2 separate regions of the Homo sapiens genome follow, and region 2 is linked to region 1. The links are chromatin contacts, found by Hi-C or POLR2A ChIA-PET in ENCODE. All regions are on one chromosome and are shown on one strand. The core of a region is the stretch at or near the end of the contact, and the rest is flanking DNA. Distances in the headings are between cores, read along the strand shown.

Region 1 (4,932 bases), core at 983-3,482:
AGCCTCCCGAGTAGCTGGGATTATACGCATGCGCCAGCACACCCAGTTAATTTTATATTTTTAGTAGAGATGGGGTTTCTCCATGTTGGTCAGGCTGGCCTCGAACTCCCAACCTCTCAGGTGATCCGCCCGCCTCGGCCTCCCAAAGTGCTGGGATAACAGGCATGAGCCACCACGCCCAGCCACAGTGAACATTTTAAAGCAACACACTACCCTAAAAAAACTGATTCCACTGATGTTATGCAAGATGTTTAACAGCACGTGAAGAATACAGGTGAATTCTCTATACTATTTTTGCAAAGTTTTTATAACTCTAACATTATTTCAATACAAAAATCATTTTTTAATTCCAACAGTTTCACCTCACAATTAGAATAAAAAAATAATTACCAGTGCCTCAGAATAAAGTCTAAATCAAAGCCCTTGTCTATCTCTAAGACCTCATCTTCTTTCATGCTCCTCCACCCTCACTCAGTATAGTTATCATATTGGTCTTCCTGCTGTGTTTGCATTCACCAAGTATGTTCCCATCGCAGAGCCTTTGCATTTGTTCTTTCTCATGTCTGGGGTGCTCTTCAACATTTCTGAGCACAGCTTACTCCCTCACCTCACTTCTCTTCAGTGAGGGAGAGTAGATACTACCAATTTTAAAATTTCATTGCTAGCCATAAATGAATTTGACAGTAGGTATAAATTCATGTCTCAAATGAGTTTCTAAATTGATTTAATCCCTTGAATAAAATCCCCAAAGTTGGGTAAAATACTTCACATTATGTCCTTCCAGCAAAGGAAAGCATAAAAGAAATGAGTGGCAACCATAGAGACTGACATATGCATATCAAATATAAGCAAATCTCTTAAGATTACCTAAAAATTCTAATTAACACAAAGAATAGTCATGTTTTAAAAGAACCTTAGACTCCTACTTAAAATCTTTTGTAGTGTATTTCTTTTTTCATATACAAAGTGATTATACTGGCAGTAAATATTTCAAAAATGCATTTTTCTGAGGAAACTGTAGTAAATATATTTTAGGAAAATGTATCCAGGCCAGGTGCGGAGGATCACGCCTGCAATCCCAGCACTTTGGGAGGCCGAGGTGGGCGGATCACCTGAGGTCAGGAGTTCAAGACCAGCCTGGACAACATGGTGAAACTCCATCTCTACTAAAAATACAAAAATTAGCCGGCATGGCAGGTTAGCCACCTGTGGTCCCAGCTACTCTGGAGGCTGAGGTAAGAGAATCACTTGAACCTGGGAGGTGGAGGCTGCAGTGAGCCAAGATTGTGCCATTGTACTCCAGCCTGGGCAACAAGGGGAGGGGAAGGGAGGGGAGGAGGAAAGAGGGAGGGGGAGGGGGAGACAGGAAAGAGGGAAGGGAAGGAAGGAAGGAAGGAAGGAAGGAAGGAAGGAAGGAAGGAAGGAAGGAAGGAAGCAAGCAAGCAAGCAGGCAAGCAAGCAAGGTTGGTTATCCTAACACTAGCCTAGTAAAATATGCATTACTGAATTACTGAGTGTTTAAGATGTATACTAAATTGAATCCTCTTAATACTTTTTCAAGGTACATTACTTTTTTTATTGTGGTAAAATACGCATAAAATTTGCCATGTTAACCTTTTCAAAGTGTGCCGTTCAGTGACTTTAAGCACATTTGCACTGCTGTGCAACCATCAGCACCATCCATCTCCAGATGGTTTTCATCTTCTCAATCAAAATACATTTTAGTCCTCATTTTCCAGATACAGAAACAGACCAGAAAAGGGTAAGATGCCAATCCGGGTCTATGAGATTCCAAAACTTGAAACACTTCTTCAATACACTTCAACATTCAAGTTGCTATACAATGACATAAAAGTAGCGTAGGGACAAGCTAAAGAAAACATTTGTATTTAATTATATTATAATCAATTACACAGACTTAAACTTCTAAAAAATCTAATTCAACTGTTTCACTTTATAATTAAGGTTATGTTTCTCTAAGTTCACACTGCTAGTCTTCTGTTTAAATTAATTCTGGAATGCACAAAGAGTTTTCTATTAAAGAACTGAAAGGCAAAGAAAAAAACTTAAAATTTGTGTCCATGCCTCCTTGCAATAGAACTCTACTGCCTCCATTAAGCACTGTTGTCTATTTTCCCCACCCTTCCCATCTTGGCTGGCCTTGTGACTTGCTTTGACCAACAGAAAGCAGCAGAAACAACGAGTCACTTCTAAGTCCAGGGCAAGGTCTTGTAACTTCTGATTTTGCTCTTTTGGAACACTGCCCTGACGTGCTGTATGTGAGGAAGCCTGAGATATCGTATCACATAGAGAAAGGGCACTTCAGCATCCCTGCTGTTCCAGCTGGGCCCATCCCCCAGAATGCACCAGTGGAATGCACTGCGGTAACCTAAAACCAGTGAGACCAGCAGAGAAACTACCCAGTCAACCCACAGAATCATAAGAAACAAGCTGCTGTCGTTTTAAGCCATGAAATTTAGAGGTGACCTGTTATGCAGCAATAGGTAACTGACACAATTAATATCAAGTTCAGCAATATAGATTAAAATAATTTCTATTTCACCACCTGAGCACATTAATGTGCCTCAGCTAAAACTTTTGGAAATTTAAGATTCTGGCTATAGATGGTCAAATTAAAGCAAACTTTGAAATTAATTTTATCATCAGTACTACAAAAATCACTAATTATATACCGTGGTATAGTGGGGTTGGTCAAGTGTAACATTTTTGTATAAAGGGTATCACATTGCATTAATGATAACACAATTTACCTCACTTAATGGCACTATTTTCCATTACAAATAGAAATATAAATAGGTTAGTTCCTTTACATTCAATTTTAATAATTTTTTAAAACCTTTCTAATATGTGATTAACTTACTTTCAAAACCAGTAGACCAGGCATAAATCAAGCTTTTCTTACTGATTAGATGTCATCATTGTAATTGATAATTATACAGATTTATTTATGTCAAGATGGCCTCAGATGCTACTGACTTGTACAAGATAATCTGACATTAAATGGTCCTTGCCTGCTATACTTAAGAGTTTTTATTTCTCTATCAATTATCATTTGCTCCTGATGAGAGTTCCTTTTAACGTACAGTGTGTTAGAAAATATACTTGTTACAATTTTGCCTAACCGGACTCAACAAGTTTGGTCATAGGAGAACCAAAATGCTTTTCTCTGAATAAACTTCATTTATTCTAGAATACATTTCTAGTTGTTCAAAATCATTTGGTTTTTTACAGCTTTATTAAGGTACAGTTTACTTACCATGAAATTTACCCATAAGTGAAAAATAATTTTAGTAAATTAGAGTTGTGAAACTATTCACTCTATCCAGCTTTAGAACATTTCCATCACCCCAAACCCTTGTGCCCATTTACAGTTAATCCTGCTGTTACTCCCAAGCCCTAGGCAACTACTGATTTGCTCTCTTTATCAATAAGCTTGCCTTTTCTAGACATTTCCTATAAAAGAGAATCAGACAATATGCAGCTTTTTACATCTAGCTTCACTTATTCATGTTATAGCGTTTATCGTAGTTTGTTCCTTTTAATTGGTGAGTAGTATTCTGTTAAATGTACACACTACATTTTGTTTATTCATTCGTCAGTTAATAGGCATTTGAATTGTTTCCAATTCGGGGCTATCATGAATAACAAATTCTGCTATGAACATGTCTTTGGGTAGACATATTTTCATTTCTCTTCGGATAAGTCCCAGAAGTGGAATTGCTTTCTTCCTAACTCTGAGATATGATTCAAAGAGGCAAGTGACATGAAAAGTACAGATAAGTGAAGAGTTACTGTAATAACATATTATTCAGACAACAAATATCTTAACCTATTATATTACCAGGCATTGTGGGAGAAGCTGAGAAAAACTATGAATAATGTACTGACCCTGCCCTAAACAAGCTCATTGTCTAGTGAGGGATGTGTATATACGTGTACAGGGAACTCCCAATTGTTTTTTCTTTTTGGTTTGGTTGGCTTTTTTGTTCTTTTTAAGGTAAATATCCAGTTTTTGAAGCTGATTAACTTCTAGGTGCAAGGTTTAAAGATGGTGAAAAACTACTATGATCAATTCCCATATTCCCTTCAAGACAAAGGTTTTCACCAACTGGCAATAACATGAAAAGGGTAACAATAAAAACAAAATCTACACATTAGTGTGATAAAGACCACAATAAGAAAGGTCAGAACTTCTAAGAGTGGTGAAAATGCTGAGCAAAACAGGGAAGTCAAAGGAGAGGCTGCTCTGAGTAGGTACCCATGAATGATTTTTGGTACATGAATACATACTGACAGAGGGCATGACAGCTGATGTTAAGTTTTCTCAAGCCTGTAAACAGGAATAAAGCTGATGTTTAAATTATCCTGGCTTCTGTCTGGCCTTTTTGGACATCTGTTGTTCTTGGGAGATTTGGAGACAAAGTGAGGTGGCATCACTGGGAGAATAATTCCCACTTAAAATCTGTAATACTCTGCCTCCACAAATTCTTTCAACACAGAGGGACCTCCTATCCATTCACTCTACCATCTTTTTACTGTCACTCATCCCCTTACGCCTTTTTTTTTTTTTTTTTAGACAGAGTCTCACTCTGTCCCAGAGTGTAGTGGCATGATCTCGGCTTACTGCAGCCTCCGCCTCCCAGGTTCAAGTGATTCTTGTGCCTCAGCCTCCCCAAGTAGCTGGGAAAACATGCGCACGCCACCACACCTGGCTATTTTTTTTTTTTTTTTGTATTCTTTAGTAGAGACAGGGTTTCACCATGTTGGTCAGGCTGGTCTCGAACTCCTGACCTCAAGTGATCCACTCACCTCAGTCTCCCAAAGTGCTATTACAGGCATGAGCCACTGTGCCCAGGCCCCCTACTTTCTTATCCATCTTAACTTTAAATGGCCCATCATTATAATTACTGC
Region 2 (4,932 bases), core at 1,632-4,131, 68 kb after region 1:
GCTAACATACAGATCTTTATGCTCCCTCATCAATCAGCCATGGATGTGGTCTATTCCATAAGGGACACAACCTCGGCAAAGCAGCCCTCTGCAGCTGCAGCAGTCCCTGAAGGGATTGTTACCAGTCAGCCAATAGTACACCCGGTAGTGGAGACAATAGGTATTCATTGAAGAAGGATCTGGGTAGCACAACACAGGATCCATCATATGACTCCTTTCCCTAGTTCCCTCCTGTGGCTTCCTATCACTCAGAATACAAGCCAAAGTTATTATCATTTCTCTCTGTCCACATCTCCTCCAACTCTTTCCCCTAATTCACTCCCTTAAAGCCAAGTTAGCTACCCAGGTGTTTCTTGAACCTCTCCATCTCCTACTAGTGCACTCCTGTTTCAGCACTTGGCATAGACAGTCCAAATCTGTCAGAAGATTTAGACACTTGGCTATTAAGCTATTCCCCCATATATCTACAGGGCTGGCTTCTGCACTTTATTCAAGTCTCTGTTCAATTTTCACTGTATCAGAAGTGCTTTCTCTTACCACCCTAAAACAAATAACACGCTGCCCTCTCACTCTGTTCCCTTATTTTGCTTGATTTTTCTTTTTTTAGCATTTAAATTATGACCGAACATGGTTATATGTATATTTGTTTCTTGCTCTCTCCACTTGGATATAAGATCCATGAAAGAAGGGACTTTGTTTTTATTCACTGCTGTATTTCCAATGACTATAACAGTGCCAGGCACATAGCTGATGCTCAGTAAATATTCGTTAACTGTAATTATTTTGGAAGCAGGGCCGTATTCTACAGTAAATAAAAGATAAGGCACTGGACTGAAACAAACATAGGTTTTATTTGTGATTCTAATCACAAATAGGGGTGAGGTCAAATATGATAATGTGTGTAAAGCATTGTTAAGCAGCTAAGGGATAATACTAAGAATCTAAAATTGTTTATAAGCGCAGTGCCTAGCATGCAGTGAATGCTTAATAGTACTTATTTTTTTGATCATTATTATGATAAATATATGGATTGATTTATGGTTAGAGTTGTTTTTTGATGAGCCTGTGATTGTTGTTTAAATGATGCAAATAATCTCTTCAGTTTTTCATTTTAGGACATCCTGTAGATAGCCTGAGCTTATATATATATATATTTTTCTCTCTCTTTCTTTTTCTTTTCTTTTCTTTTTTTTTTTTTTTTTTTTTTTTGAGACAAGGTCTTACTCTGTTGCCCAGGCTGGAGTACAGTGGCATGATCATGGCTCACTGCAGCCTCAACCTCCTTAGCTCAGGTGATCCTCCCACCTCAGCCTCCCAGGTAGCTGAGACTACAGGCACGTGCCACCAAACCTGGCTAATTTTTTGTATTTTTTAGTGGAGTTGGGGTTTCATCATGTTGCCCAGGCTGGTCTCGAACTCCTGGGCTCAAGCAATCCACCCATTTTGGCCTCCCAAAGTGCTGGAATTACAGGCATGCGCCACTGTACTGGGCCTATTCCTTTTTCAAGAGGGAGAAGTTTGGTTTATATCTCAGTTTGCTCAGGCTGCTCTAACAAAATGCCATAAACTTTGTTGCTTAAACAACCGAAATATATTTTCTTACAGTTCTGGAGGCTGAGAAGTCCAAGATCAAGGTGCTGGCCTATTCAGTTCCTGCTGAAAGCTCTCTTCCTGGCTTGCAGACAGCCAGCTTCTCCTTATGTCCTCATACTGTCTTTCCTTGGTCCATATAGGGGAGCAGGCAGATTTCTTTCAGTTCTCCTGAAGCCACTAAACCCATCATGAGGACCCTACCCTAGGGTCTTAGTCTAATCCTAAATTACATCCCAAAAGTCCCATTTAAATACCATCACCTTGAGGTTTAAAGCTTTAACATATGCATTTTGAAGGGACAGAAATAGTCAATCCATAACAGTTGAATTTTTTTATGTCAGAAAGTTTCAACAACAACACAAATTTTAATATGTGGTATTGGAAGAAAAGTTTTCATAAGTGCAACTTCTTCATTTTATATATGTGTTTATACATTGTGTTGAAATTCATTTAAAATTACATTTACTTTAATAGGGGTTTGAAAAATTTCTCTTTAAAGGAATCTTGTGATTTCTTTTGCAAAACTTTTTTTTGGTAATCAGAATCATCGTTCTATAATTTATTTATCTGTTTTACAAATTTGGATGCTTACACAATTGATTTTCTTAATTCTTCGTATGGATGGACTTGCTGCAATTCTTATTTAGGATGTATATTTACTGTATGAAATGAAAATGTAGGCTGAAAGTCAGAAAATAAATAAATTTTAAGCTCTTGTCAATCTACATATATGAGCATAAATTTTAAAAAATATATCTTTTTTCCCAGTTTATTTAAATTGTTGCCTCACAAATACGCACAACAACTTTATCTAGTAAACGTTCCTCTTGCATTAACAGCAAAAGCAGAAGGTGTGAAGGATACAGGAAGCGAGAAATAACTTTTAACGTCTGCTCTAGCCCTCCTGGACTAGCCTAAAAGCAGACAGGCAGGAAAGGCTTTGGGACATAGGGTGATTTGCAAGGTGACTCCGCCGGTCTCTTTCAAGCGGGAGCGATACACAGGTCAGCCCGGATCGTCCATGGTCACTGCCGTAAGTGACACTAACAGAATATATCAGAAAATCACTGCCTTTAAAGAACCAGGACATATCATTCCTCTCTCCAACGAAGTCTTATATTTTACCATTCTGCGTGTATTAGAAAGCTAAATTTAAACAGCAACAATAAGAAATCTTCCCCAGTGGATCCCTCGAGCCTTTCGGGAAAATGCAGGTTTCTGGCTGACAGGAAGAAGAAACAGCATCCAATCGGCACTTGTGTCTCAATGACCAATCAAATTTCGCCTTACATTGCATCGCTGGGATAAACGGAGCTGGACGACTCAGTCTCTTGGTCTGTGGCTGCTGCGGTTACCTGGATGGGCGAGCACCTCTGAGGCTGGCTTTGTTACCTGGGCAATAAGGGACTAGCAGTTCAGCCGTTTTCTATGCCTGCTGGATTTGTTTGTATTTGTTCCCAGCCACTGCTCATGTAATGTACTCCCTTAACCAGGAAATTAAAGCATTCTCCCGGAATAATCTCAGGAAGCAATGCACCAGGGTGACAACGCTAACTGGAAAGAAAATTATAGAAACATGGAAAGATGCCAGAATTCATGTTGTGGAAGAAGTAGAGCCGAGCAGTGGGGGTGGTTGTGGTTATGTGCAGGACCTTAGCTCGGACCTGCAAGTTGGCGTTATTAAGCCATGGTTGCTCCTAGGTGAGTATATCGACTTGCCACTAGATCATTGAGTCCTTTTAGCCAGATTACGTTCTCATTTTCCCCCTTTATGCGTAATAGTCTGTATTATCAGCTATCCTGCCGAAAAGCTGAACTGTTTCCTTTTTTGGATATGGAACTTCCATTAGCCAGCTAGAGCCGTTTCTGCCTCACAGTGTACCCATAAGAAGCATAGATGCTATTCTCGTAGCACTTGGCACTGCATATTTGAATTTTAGAAAAGCTTTCTTCCCGTTTCTCTAACTTCTCTGGAGAATAACACATTGATGTTGTGTTTTCTTGGCTTATAAAAAATACAGCTTGAAAAAAAAGGAATGAAAAAAGAATGTTTGTATCAGGCAGAACTACAAGTGACAATGGTTAAAGTTATAGAAAAGTTAATACTCGAAATAGTCCTGTGCTTGCTGGCCTGCGCAGCTCTTACAGACCGTGCGGAATACATGCCTCCTGTGGCCACGTCTGTTCATGGTGTCTGTTTTTGGAGTGTTTAAGAGAAGGAGATCTTAAGATCTTATGATTTATTTCGTATTATGGAAATACTGAGCCCCTATACAAGCATAGTTCACAAATAGCAAATGAAGCAAGGTTATAAAAGTGCAAACTTGTTAATTTGGCAAGAATATGGTATGGTGTTCTTAAAAAAATAGTCAAGAATGTTTTCAAGTACGTCTGAATTATTTCTATTTATGAATAGAGAAATTAAGACTTGGAAAGACTAAATGACTTATCACTATGCAGCTAAGGCATTCTTGAATAGAGAGAAGACTGAGAAATAGCCCAGGTGCTGTTCACCTAGTGTCTTACTCCTTTGAGGAATCCTGTGAAGTAGGGATTATCAGCTTTGTTTTACAAATAGAAACCAGGATTTAAAATTGGTGAAGTAATTTACACAAGGTAACACACCTGGTAAATAACAGACGTATGCATCAAGCCCAAGTCTGATGGACTCCTGCTGTCCATTGTTATACTAGGCTGCCTCACATAGACCAAGTTTTCAATCCTGCTCCGCCTCTAATTTACTAGATTAGCTGGTGCAAGCCATTTATCCTTTCTGGTCCTCCAAAAAGCCATTTGTAAAGATGAAGTAACAGTATCTGCTTATGTCATAGGATCCTCCTGAGGTTGTTGTAAAAGGTTTTTGATGCAAATCAATTGCAGTGTACATATAAGTTATTAAATATTATATGAATTGTTACATAGGCTGTCTTTAAATTCACCAAATAAATGTCTCTAACTAGTTTCTACAGTCCCGTGAAAAACTGTACCATATTCTTGTCACATTTACAGTGAAAAAGTGAGTTATTTAGGTAATCTGAAAAGTTCACCTAGGCCCTGCTCACCATATCTAGGAAAGAAAATACGTCCTGGCACATTTTTCAGTTATTTTGGCTTCCACTGTAGTAATCATGGCTTGGAATAATTATGGTAGAATTTTCATATATCATTCACCAATTTAGGGTCTTCATGAACTTTGCTTATTACTATTATTTGTGGACTTACCCAAAGTGAACTGATCAAGGTAGTGTTCTGAGATTGGGGTTGGAAACCTCCCCAGGATAGTGGGAGAGTCCTGGGAGGAACTTCTGAAACTAGCCCTAATAAGGTCTTCTCTGGAAT

What was found. A loop is a pair of places that touch in the nucleus more often than their neighbours do. ChIA-PET counts read pairs that join two places held with the same protein, here RNA polymerase II (POLR2A). Pooled maps may share reads with other maps.
Region 2: a loop to region 1 is called in a pooled map, with 2.0 times the contacts of the local background. The contact joins the promoter of DUSP19 here to the enhancer-like site in region 1. A Hi-C loop is called at or near these places in 1 of 50 pooled maps. POLR2A ChIA-PET finds 5 or more read pairs at or near these places in 4 of 52 experiments (AG04450, IMR-90, MCF 10A and 1 more).

Annotation. Positions count from the first base shown.
Region 1 is chr2:183,008,044-183,012,975 of GRCh38, forward strand. The region is part of intron 2 of NCKAP1 (NCK associated protein 1); the gene reads right to left. Among named protein-coding and RNA genes, the nearest start is that of NCKAP1, 28 kb to the right of the region's middle. Within about 2 kb of position 2,233, at least 3 of the 41 ENCODE cell types and tissues checked have a DNase peak (open chromatin) inside an H3K27ac peak, as active enhancers do; they include IMR-90, where a contact is called at or near this core.
Region 2 is chr2:183,075,866-183,080,797 of GRCh38, forward strand. It overlaps DUSP19 (dual specificity phosphatase 19), which reads left to right and starts at 2,882. Exons shown (of 4, transcript NM_080876.4): 1 at 2,882-3,294. The coding sequence starts at 3,069.